Regions from separate parts of the Homo sapiens genome. Here region 2 is linked to region 1. The links are chromatin contacts, found by POLR2A ChIA-PET in ENCODE. All regions are on one chromosome and are shown on one strand. The core of a region is the stretch at or near the end of the contact, and the rest is flanking DNA. Distances in the headings are between cores, read along the strand shown.

Region 1 (5,221 bases), core at 2,420-4,919:
ACTAAACATATGGCTCAGCCCAAGTGTCAAGAGGCAAGGAGAGGAGAGGAGGTGGCGGTGGGTGGGGGGGAAGCTGTGCTAGAAGCTTCTCTGACTCTTTTCTATGTCCTGCTCATTGCCTTGTAAGGAGAAGAAGGCTAAACTTGCCTTCTCCTCTCTAGAACAAAGGCTCTCCACATTACTTGCATCCTTTAACAGCCTCCTTCTCCAAAAGGGCCTTCCACCCTCAGACCTTTCCCTAGTGCCTGGCTCTACCCCTGGGCATGGATGCCACAGTGAGACAAATAGGGCAGGCTCCTTAGGGACCTCCAGCCTGGCATGATGTAAGTGGGGCGTGCAGAGAGGGATAGAGTGGCAGATGGGACCTGGGGTTGGCCACGGACCTACTCTGAGCCCCCGTAGCCCCACTGATGAAACAGAGTAGAAGGCTCCCTGGGGACCCTTTCCCATCAGGCATTTGCACAACCCTCTGGTTCCTCTCTAGTCCCACTGCCCACCTTGCATTTGAAAGGCTTCACGTCAGAGTGGACGATCATGTGTGCCTTGAGGGTCTGCTTCTGCACGAAGCTCTTGTAGCAGAGGTGACACTGGTAGGCGCGGATGTTGGTGTGGATCAGCACGTGTCGCTTCATGTTGGCCAGCAGGGTGAACTCCCGCCCACAAATCCCACACTTATGCTCCTTCACACCCTGCAGGGAGGCAAGATTCAGAAAAGTGGTGATTGACAGGTAACATGCTTTCATCAGGATCATAGGCTTCATTTTCCTCTCTGCCACATAAATCCACAAAGAGCTTGGTGATAGATGTTGAGTTTCAAATGGTGTAGCTTCAGCCTTGTTAAATTACTATTTTCTTGAAAAGTGTTGATTATATAACCTTTTTTTTCCTTCTGAAAACCATAAACTAGCCAGACTATTAGAGGAAAAGAAAGCTCTTGCTTTTGTTGTTCCAGCTGCTGCTGGGGTTAAGTCTCCAGTGATAGTTCTTGAGGATTAACAGGCTTTTAGTAAGAGCACTATGGGCTGATATGCAATATGAGTCCATAATCCAGCTTTCATGATAATGAAAAAAAAATCTTCCAAAATGATATTATCATTTCCCTTATGGAAACCAATGTTCTCTTGGGTTCTCATTAATGGACTTGAAAATCCCAGAACAACTTATATCCACACTGCAGTAAATTACAACTTAAATTACAACTTGATAATCACCCTCTCAAGTTGGTCCCCTGGGTTCCCACAGGCCACACTGACCTCCACAATGACATGGTTATGGAGCCTTCCCTAAGCCAGCTCCTTCTTATAAAGAAATTTGGCAAGAGGTAGCTTTCTGAATTAAGGAACAGGACAGGAGGCTTTCTTGTTTCCTTGCTGTGCATGAAGGTGTGTTTGAACCAAGGCCCTTAATTGAGAGCATTTCCAGGGACTCACAGCTTGAGCCGGGCATTCACTAATCCTGACTATCCATTGCTTCCCCACAAAGGCCTTTGCAAGAGGTCTTGACCCTGAATGACTTTTGGGAAGAAAAATTTAGAGAACCAGGGCACTAAACTGAAGGTTATCATAGGATTAGAACAAGTTACTTAGTTAACAACTGTACCTGATGAAATCCATATTGCCTGGTATTCATAGTGGCTGAAGGAGGGAAGGAGGGATTCCAAGCTCATCTCTGACTCTCTCTGTCTATGTTTCCATTTCTTTACTTTGAGGCATGGTAAGAAAGAACCACTCTGCAGTTCTGGTGGGCCCATGGTACTAAATGGTGGATTCAGGTCTCTGCCCAGCTGTTTACTGGCTGTAAAACCTTAGATGAGTCGTGTGGCCTTTTTTAGTGAAGGCTTCTCATCACAAGATGAAGTGGTGGGTCATGAGAACCCTGGGGTTCTTTCTAACTCAAGCACTGTCTAGTCCAGATGATGGTACATGAGTATGCATTTATGTTAATAAGGAGACCTAGAAATCAACCTCCTTTAGAAATTAAATTTTGATTCTGCCTATGGAGATGAATCTTTAAAATGTAGTGCATATTCAAACACTGAGTTTAAGATTATAAAATTAATGAAAAACATTTTCTTAATGGATTTTAAATTTTATTTTAGCATCTTTCTTTTTTTTTTTTTTTTTTTTTTGAGACGGAATCTCACTCTGTTGCCCAGGCTGGAGTGCAGTGGCGTGGTCTCGGCTCACTGCAAGCTCCGCCTCCTGGGTTCACGCCATTCTCCTGCCTCAGCCTTCCGAGTAGCTGGAACTACAGGTACCCGCCACCATGCCCGGCTAATTTTTTGTATTTTTAGTAGAGACGGGGTTTCACCGTGTTAGCCAGGATGGTCTCGATCTCCTGACCTTGTGATCCGCCCGTCTCGGCCTCCCAAAGTGCTGGGATTACAGGCGTGAGCCACCGCGCCCGGCCAGCATCTTTCTTCTCTCAAGATTTTCTCTGGGCTTGGATCTGATCCATTTGTCCTGAAACCAAGGAGACGTTTCTGCTTATCACTGTTTTCAGAATTCTTTAAAGAGAATTCTGTGTCCAAAGTAAGATTCACCTGTGGGCTGGCCTAGAATGCAAATGAGCAGGAGCCTGGACACAACTTTAAGGCAACAAAGGAAGCTGTTGTCTCTCTGATAGGATCAGTGGAATCACAGAGTCGGAGCCTGTCAGGTGGTCAGGGGTGCGAACAGGGAAGCAGGTGGAAAAGAGGAAGTGTTCACTGTAGAGTGGCCAAGGCACAGGTGCCTGTGTCAGAGATTCCTGAGTGACCTCCCATGCCTCAGTGTCTTCAACTGCAGATCGGGAGTAGCTCTTAGAGTTGTTGAGAAGTAAATGAGGATTAAATGAAGAGTGAAACACCTGTCATATAGCAAGTGTTCAACAAATACTACCTCTCACTGTTTGCTGACACCTCTCATTAAAGTGTATTTTGTTTTAATTAAAATTCAAATGAAACTTATTTCAGACACCAGGCTGTTTCTCCCATTTTGACTTCATTTTCTACCATCTTACAGGATCTTCATATGCTCTAAAATGCACTTTTGATTCCTTTCCCACATATAAAGGAGCCCCTGAAGTTAGCGAATGGTCCCCTTTACGGCTGAATCCCAGTCTGGGTCCTTTGTTGATGGTTCCTGCACTTGGCAGGCGACTCCCCTCTGGATAGTATCTACAGGTACCTTTTGTAGGGCAGGAGCTGTTTGTGCAGAGCCCACAAGGCAGCCACACATTTCATCTCTGTGGCAGAGCCAGAAAATACCCTGTGTTTTGTCCTAACCTAAGAAGTGAAACGTATTATAGCACAGCAGAAACATTATCTTGGCTGGGCAAAGTCCTCTCCTGACCTTTCAGAATTAAAGAATGCTTTAGAAACTCTGGCTTGCTAGAAGTCTTTCCTGCCAAGAAAACCACTTGAGGTTAAGGGTGTGAGAGTGGGAGTCAGTGGGGGCAAAACTCCCTCTCGGAGGCTCAGAGCAGGTTCCATACTTTAGCTGGGGTAAGATTTCAGGAACACCACTAGGGCCTTGTTTTAGTTCAGCCTGAATGACTCCAGGGCTATGGTTGCAAACTGGGCTGAACTCAGACTCTTGGGCCTGTATTTCCCCTTGAAGACCTGAGCACAGAGAAGATCAAACAAAACCAAACAGAGAAGGATGCTTTCTCATGCCTCCTACAATGTAAACCACAGGGCACTTCACCCAGCTAGGCACGGGTCCAACGCAGGGAGGTATAGGCCCTGCCGGCCTCAGCCAAGCTCTGCTTCCCTTGGAGAACTTGCATATGAAGCAGGTCTCACAGTTGAGGGAGAAAACAATCCAAAAAGTTTTCCACTGCTTCAACAGTACAAGACGAAGAGAATTATCCAGAAGGTGCTCCCTGGCACATCCCAGGCACAGAGCTGATCTAGGGTCTGATGACTTACTCATGCTAGTGCCTTGGATGAAGTTTCTAGAAACCGAATCTGCAAGATTCTTGGAGGCTAGGGAGCATCCTTCCTCATCTCCTCTGCAAATGTCTGCATTATTTATTTCTAGGCCTACCTTAGAGTCTAGAAGGCTGCTGGGGCAAAGGGCTTGGTCGAGAATCGTTCTCTCTTATTTAAACGTGAGGAAGGACCTCAGGGCTCGGCCAAGGGACCGCTTGTCCGGGGTTGCCCACCTCCTCGGGGTAAGGTGCAGAGCGGCACAGGCGTCCTGCTCCCCAGTGCTCTGCTCAGGGCCCCGCTCCTCTTCCCAAGGCCCCGTCCGCCCCACCAGAGGCCCCGCAGTACCTTGTGGGTGAGGGAGTGCTGCTTGAGGTGGTGCGGCTGCACAAACTCCATGCCACACTCTGAGCAGATGTAGGGCCGGATGTCCTTGTGCTTCATCATGTGGTTCTGCAGCTGGCTCGGGTACTGGAAGGTCTTGTCGCACTCGGAGCAGTTGTACTGGATGGGGCCCCGGTGCGTGGTGAGGTGTCTCTTCAGCTGGGCCAAGGTGGGGAAGTCGAGGCCGCACTCCACACAGATGTTCTCGCGCCCACTGGCGTGCTTGGCTTCGTGGGCCTTGAGCTCGCTGGGGTAGGCAAAGCCGCGGCCGCACACGCGGCAGTTGTGCGGCTTCACCTCGCTGTGCTGCATCATGTGGCGCTTCAGGTGGCTGGTCTGGGTGAAGGCCTTGTGGCACACCTGGCACTTGTGGGGCCGCGTGCCCTGGTGGGTCAGCATGTGGGTATGCAGGTGGCTGAGCTGCTTGAAGAGCTTCCCGCAGTGCGTGCACGCGTGCGGCTTGATCCCACTGTGGCCCAGGATGTGGGTGACCAGGTTGTACTTGGAGGTGTAGGACTTCTCGCAGGTGGGGCACTGCCAGCGCTTCTGCGAGCCGCCCACGTCCACGTAGTAGCTGTCATCGATCTGCACGTTCACGTCCACCCTCTCCACCTTCTGCTTGGTCTCCTCGCTCTCCTGGGGCTCGGCTTTCCGGGGCAGCAGAGGTTCCGGGGGCTGCTTGGGCAGGAAGGTGTGCCGGCTGAAGGGGAAGGGCGAGGACGAGGGCACGAAGAAGGGGAACATGAGGCCCGGGTGGACTTTGGGGTAGTAGGGGTAGGGCGTGGGCAGGAATGGAGTGGGCGTTGGCTGGGGCCACACGGCGCTGGGCTTAATGGGTTCCTGCTTGACGGGCTTGCCCCCAAAGTGTTCCAGGCTGCGGTAGAATTGGAAGCCCACGTTGCACAGGTCGATCATCTGAGAGTCATA
Region 2 (5,387 bases), core at 278-2,777, 480 kb after region 1:
ATTCTGCCCAGCATCAAAGGGAGGAAACATGGGCTTCCATTTCTAAATAAGAATGTAGTATCAAAGTTATATTATAAGAACAGCATGTGAGATGGGACACAGTGTGTTGCCCATTTTTGGAAAATACATTCTGTCTCTAGGAGATAGGCTTGCAATAAATCTGCCTCTTTAATGTGACTTGGAACACAGTCTGCTGAGCTCACCGATGCCCCTACACACCTCGGCAACTACAGCTACCAGACTGTTTCAGTGCTTTGGGAGTTTTCCATCGGAGGAGAGGCCACTACATATCTATCCACACACCTACCTGGTAGCCACCATCACGACTAACTCATTACAACTGTCACAAGACTTCTTGAGTGTCAGTCCTGCCTCAACCACTGAGTGGCTGAATGGCCTTTCTGTGTCTCAGTTTCTGTGTCTGTAAACTGAGGATGATAAAAATACCTACTTCAGAGGATTGTCTTGAAGACTAAATGAGTTAACTCACCTGAAGACTTAGAACAGTGTCCGTCACAAAGTTAGCCTGAAGGAGTTTCTGCCTCAGATTCACTCTATTCTGTGCCCACCTGCCCACGTTTCCAGAGTAAAGTGAAAGTTGCTCCTGTCCAGAACGGGCCTTCCAAGTGTTGAGGTACAAGTAGCATCAACCAAAGAGTCACATAGGGGAGATCTGGGGCTGACCACTTTCAACTACCTTCTGAATAAATGTGGGAAGTCCTCTTATTTGACCTGTGAGAATGGAAAATGCTTACTTGGATCCTTTTGCACATGGGCTGCTCTTCTCTGGCCAGTGTGCATGGCCTCCATGAACAGAGTGGTGTACTCCACAACTACAGTGCAGGTGGAGAGGCAGATGGCCTCAATCAGGCTACCAAAGTTTCCTCAGAAACCCCTCAGCAGCCAGTAGCCTTGGTTAGTCAAGCCATCATCCAGGATAATGAGCTTACAGGAAAATCACTGGTTATGGGAGGCGAATCAGCCTCTGAGACAAAAGAGGAAGTGACTTCCAGTAAAAACAAGTTAAGACATCAAATAGGAGAAGGACTTCCGCTTTGCCATTCCTTCTCCAAATTCCACTGAAATCACAAAGAAATAGAAAAATAAATTCAAAGCAGCACAGGAAAACCAGAAAAGGTGCTTCCAGCAAACAATATAGAAAGGAATTTTTGAAAAAAATAAGAAACGTGGGAATCAGTAGAGAAATCTAGCAGGGCATAAGAACCTAAAACCATTCAAAGGAACAAAGTACTTTGTTAACTGAAGAAATAACGGAGCCATACCCCTAAGTCCCCATCAATTCCTGGAGTTGCTCTTGGAGCAGCTGGCTCCATTGTTTGGGCTTAGATGAGAGTCATGGGTATAGTTTTCTGACATAGTACAGCAGCCCCACAGCAATGGTATGCTAAATGAAGTCAGTCTCTTAAGAATCTAGTTTGCACATCTCTTCTCAACTCCCCATTCAGTGACTGTTATGTTGCTAGCTTGAAAATTGGCTAGGGTGGGAGATTTTACATTGCATGGAAATCAGGAAATGCTGCAAACTAGGACTTCCCCCACTCCACCCAGAGCTGGCTGTCAAACATTTACCAACATATTACTGTTCCAGAGTAAGCTAAGGTCAGAGGAAAAGGACAATACCCTGGAGGGTCAGGAAACTATTCTAAGAAGAGACGTTACCTACAGAGTCTGCCTATCCCTACCAAATCCCATGAGGCAGATTCTTGTAATCAAAACTTGCATTCACTGCCAGGTAAACATGAGTTCTCATTTGAAGTGAGGAAATGCGTCCAGCTATGAATTTCAGTCTAGACTGAAATTCTGTTCCTACAAATGGAACAACAACAACAAAAGAACCAACAAACATTTGGAGAAACCAAGAGCACTAAAGAGAGCACCAAATTTAACAAATAGAACTAGCCCACTTAAAAAGAATAGTCAATAGAAACAGATAAAAACTTGAAATTAAACATAGTTCAGATCCTCAGAGTTGCTTTAAAGTAAATCACATTGAAACAAGAGACAGCTGCTATGAAACACAACCAGAATTCATGGAAATTTTAAAATATTATTGCGGCCAGGCATGGTGGCTCATGCCTGTAATCCCAGCACTTTTGGAGGCTGAGGCGGGTGGATCATCTGAGGTCAGGAGTTCAAGACTAGCCTGGCCAACATGGTGAAACCCCGTCTCTACTAAAAATACAAAACTTAGGCGTGGTGGCAGGTGCCTGTAATCCCAGCTACTCAGGAGGCTGAGGCAAGAGAATTGCTTGAACCCAGGAGGCAGAGATTGCAGTGAGCCGATATTGCGCCACTGCACTCCAGTCTGGGTGATGGAGTGAGAATCCTTCTCAAAGAAAAAAAAAAATGACTAAATCCAATAATTGGGCTAAATATACAATAACCCTTACCCTAACCTGAATATACAATTAATGAGTTGGAAAATTGAGCTGAGAGACTTTTCCAAAATTTATGCAAAAAAGAAAAAAAAAGAACAAAAGAAAAAGTACAGCAATAGGCCAGGCGTGGTGGCTCATGCCTGTAATCCCAGCACTTTGGGAGGCAGAGACGGGCGGATCATGAGGTCAGGAGATCGAGACCATCCTGGCTAACATGGTGAAACCCCGTCTCTACTAAAAATATAAAAAAATTATCTGGGCATGGTGGCGGGCGTCTGCAGTCCCAGATACTCAGAGGCTGAGGGGGAAGAATGGTGTGAACCCGGGAGGCAGAGCTGGGCAGTGAGCCGAGATTGTGCCACTGCACTCCAGCCTGGGCAACAGAGCAAGACTCTGTCTCAAAGAAAAAAAGAAAAAGAAAAAGTACAGCAATATTAAGAGATACAGAAGATAAATATAACTAAAATTATACAGCTATAGGACTGTAAGAATAAAAGGGAGACAATTATCAAAGAAATAAAAAAAGAACATTTCCCAGACTTGGATTGGAAGAGTCTACTAAATGCCAGGCAGAATTAATGCAAAATCATCTTCTGATCTTATCTAGGTATTAATATGGCAAAGAACATAGGTCTTTACTGCCTAGCCACCCAAAAGTAATAAGAAGAATAAGAAACGGTAATGTCAACTCTATATCTGATGCAACTAGAAGATATTTGAAACTAAAACAGAAAAAAAGTCTGCCAAAAGCAGTGAAGATCAAACAGAAATGTACAGAGCCAGCAGAATCCATGACTCTAACGTGAAGTGCATAGCCTAAGATGAAAAATCAATAATCTCTTTGTTTGCAACAATGGAATGAGGTTCCGGTGGTGGGAACTTTTCTGGACAGTTTGGTACTGAGAAAAAGCTGAGGAAGCGGATTTGAGCAAGAAATATCATAAACTAATCATATTTTTCAGGAAGTAGTCTGTAGTTGAGGAAAGAGTGGGGGAGAGAGTCTGCATTGTGACATCCCATTGGTGCTGATCTCAAGGAGGCTGCAGAGAAGCAAAACATAAAGTTTATTCACACACGTAGCACATAACCCTGTCTCATGAGGAGAGTTTCTGCTGACCATGAATACCATCTTGGCCTCTCTCATACAAAACTCCAGTAAATAGATAAGAACTCACCTTATTTAAAGTTGACCTAAAATAAAATAAAAACTAGCATAGGAACTGTAAAAAAAAGAAAAGATGGGAATACCCAGCCCCCGCCCCCGCAAAACAAATAGTAGATAAAGCATTCTCACCATAGAGCAAATAAAAGTTGAGACTAAACAAATTGTCATGAATTAAAAGAACACAAATCAGAAATATAGGCGTCAGGGAAGATAAGATAAAACATGAAGACAGCCGAGTGCGGTGGCTCATGCCTGTAATCCCAGCACTTTGGAAGACCAAGGCAGGCGGATCATGAGGTCAGGAGATCCAGACCATCCTGGCTAACACAGTGAAACCCCGTCTCTACTAAAAATACAAAAAAATTAGCCGGGCATGGTGGCGGGCGTCTGTAGTCCCAGCTACTCGGGAGGCTGAGGCAGGAGAATCGCTTGAATCCAGGAGGCGGAGGTTGCAGTGAGCCGAGATCGCGCCACTGCACCTCCAGCCTGGGCGACATAGCGAGATTCCATCTCAAACAAACAAAACAAACTTGAAGACGTATTTTTCTTCCTGTTGACGAAACATGAGACAGCAGGGCCTAGAGAGAAGTGAAAAGAATGTTAAAATTAGCGAAAGTGAACATGATGTACAAGCAGCACAAAGGAAAACAGACATTGTTGAAAACACAGTGATGTACACAGAGGGCAGGATTTTTCTTTTTTAAAAAGAAAAACATTTTTTAAGTGACAGAAACTTTTTTTTTGTTTTTGAGATGGAGTCTTGCTCTGTCGTCCAGGTGCAGTGGCGCGTTCCTGGCTTACTGCAAGCTCCGCCTCCCGAGTTCACGACATTCTCCTGCCTCAGCCTCCCGAGTAGCTGGGACTACCGGCGCCCGCCACACACCCGGCTAATTTTTTTTTTTTTTTTTGAGACGGAGTCTTGCTCTGTTGTCCAGGCTGGAGTGCAGTGGCACAATCTCGGCTCACTGCAAGCTCTGCCTCCTGGGTTCACGCCATTCTCCTGCCTCAGCCTCCCGAGTAGCTGGGACTACAGGCGCCTGCTACCATGCCAGGCTAATTTTTTTTTTGTATTTTTGTAGTAGAGACGGGGTTTCATCGTGTTAGCCAGGATGGTCTCGATCTCCTGACCTCGTGATCCGCCCGCCTTGGCCTCCCAAAGTGCTGGGATTACAGGCGGGAGCCACCGCGTCCGGCCGACAGAAACAATTTTTTTGAAACAGGGTCTCACCCTGTCTCCCAGGCTGGAGTGCAGTGGCACCATCATAGCTCACTGTAACCTTAATCCCCCCAGGCTCAGGTGATCCTCCTGCCTCATCCTCCCAAGTAGCTGGGACCACAGGTAGTCCACACCACCACCTCTGGCTAATTTTTTTTTTTTTAATAGAGATGGGGTCTCCCTATGTTGCCCAGGCTTGTCTCCAACTCCTGGGGTCAAACGAACCTCCTGCCTCAATCTCTTAAAGTGTTGAGAATACAGGAATGAGTCATCACACATGACCAAAATTTTTTAAAGTTAGAAAGAATTGAAAGCTGGGCATGGTGCCTCATGCCTGTAATCCCAACACTTTGGAAGGCTGAAGCGGGCAGATCACTTGAGGTCCAGAGTTCGAGACTGGCCTGGCCAGCATGGCAAAACCCCGTCTCTACTAAAACTACAAAAATTAGCTGGGCGCGGTTGCACGCACCTGTAATTCCAGCTACACAGGTGGCTGAGGCATGAGAATTGCTTGAACCCAGCAGGTGGAGGTTGCATTGAAACGAGATTGCACAGCTGTACTCCAGCCTGGGAGACAGAGCGAGACTCTGTCTCAAAAAAAAAAAAA

Evidence for each region. ChIA-PET counts read pairs that join two places held with the same protein, here RNA polymerase II (POLR2A).
Region 2: POLR2A ChIA-PET joins it to region 1 with 11 read pairs in activated T-cell. The contact joins two enhancer-like sites. POLR2A ChIA-PET finds 5 or more read pairs at or near these places in 2 of 52 experiments (activated T-cell and naive thymus-derived CD8-positive, alpha-beta T cell).

What each region holds. Positions count from the first base shown.
Region 1 is chr5:72,455,907-72,461,127 of GRCh38, forward strand. It overlaps ZNF366 (zinc finger protein 366), which reads right to left. Exons shown (of 5, transcript NM_152625.3): 2 at 4,259-5,221; 3 at 498-689. Among named protein-coding and RNA genes, the nearest start is that of ZNF366, 49 kb to the right of the region's middle. RefSeq lists an enhancer at 3,607-3,756. Within about 2 kb of position 3,670, at least 2 of the 41 ENCODE cell types and tissues checked have a DNase peak (open chromatin) inside an H3K27ac peak, as active enhancers do.
Region 2 is chr5:72,936,909-72,942,295 of GRCh38, forward strand. It overlaps FCHO2-DT (FCHO2 divergent transcript), which reads right to left. Exons shown (of 2, transcript NR_186392.1): 2 at 1-4,142. Among named protein-coding and RNA genes, the nearest start is that of FCHO2-DT, 16 kb to the right of the region's middle. Within about 2 kb of position 1,528, at least 2 of the 41 ENCODE cell types and tissues checked have a DNase peak (open chromatin) inside an H3K27ac peak, as active enhancers do.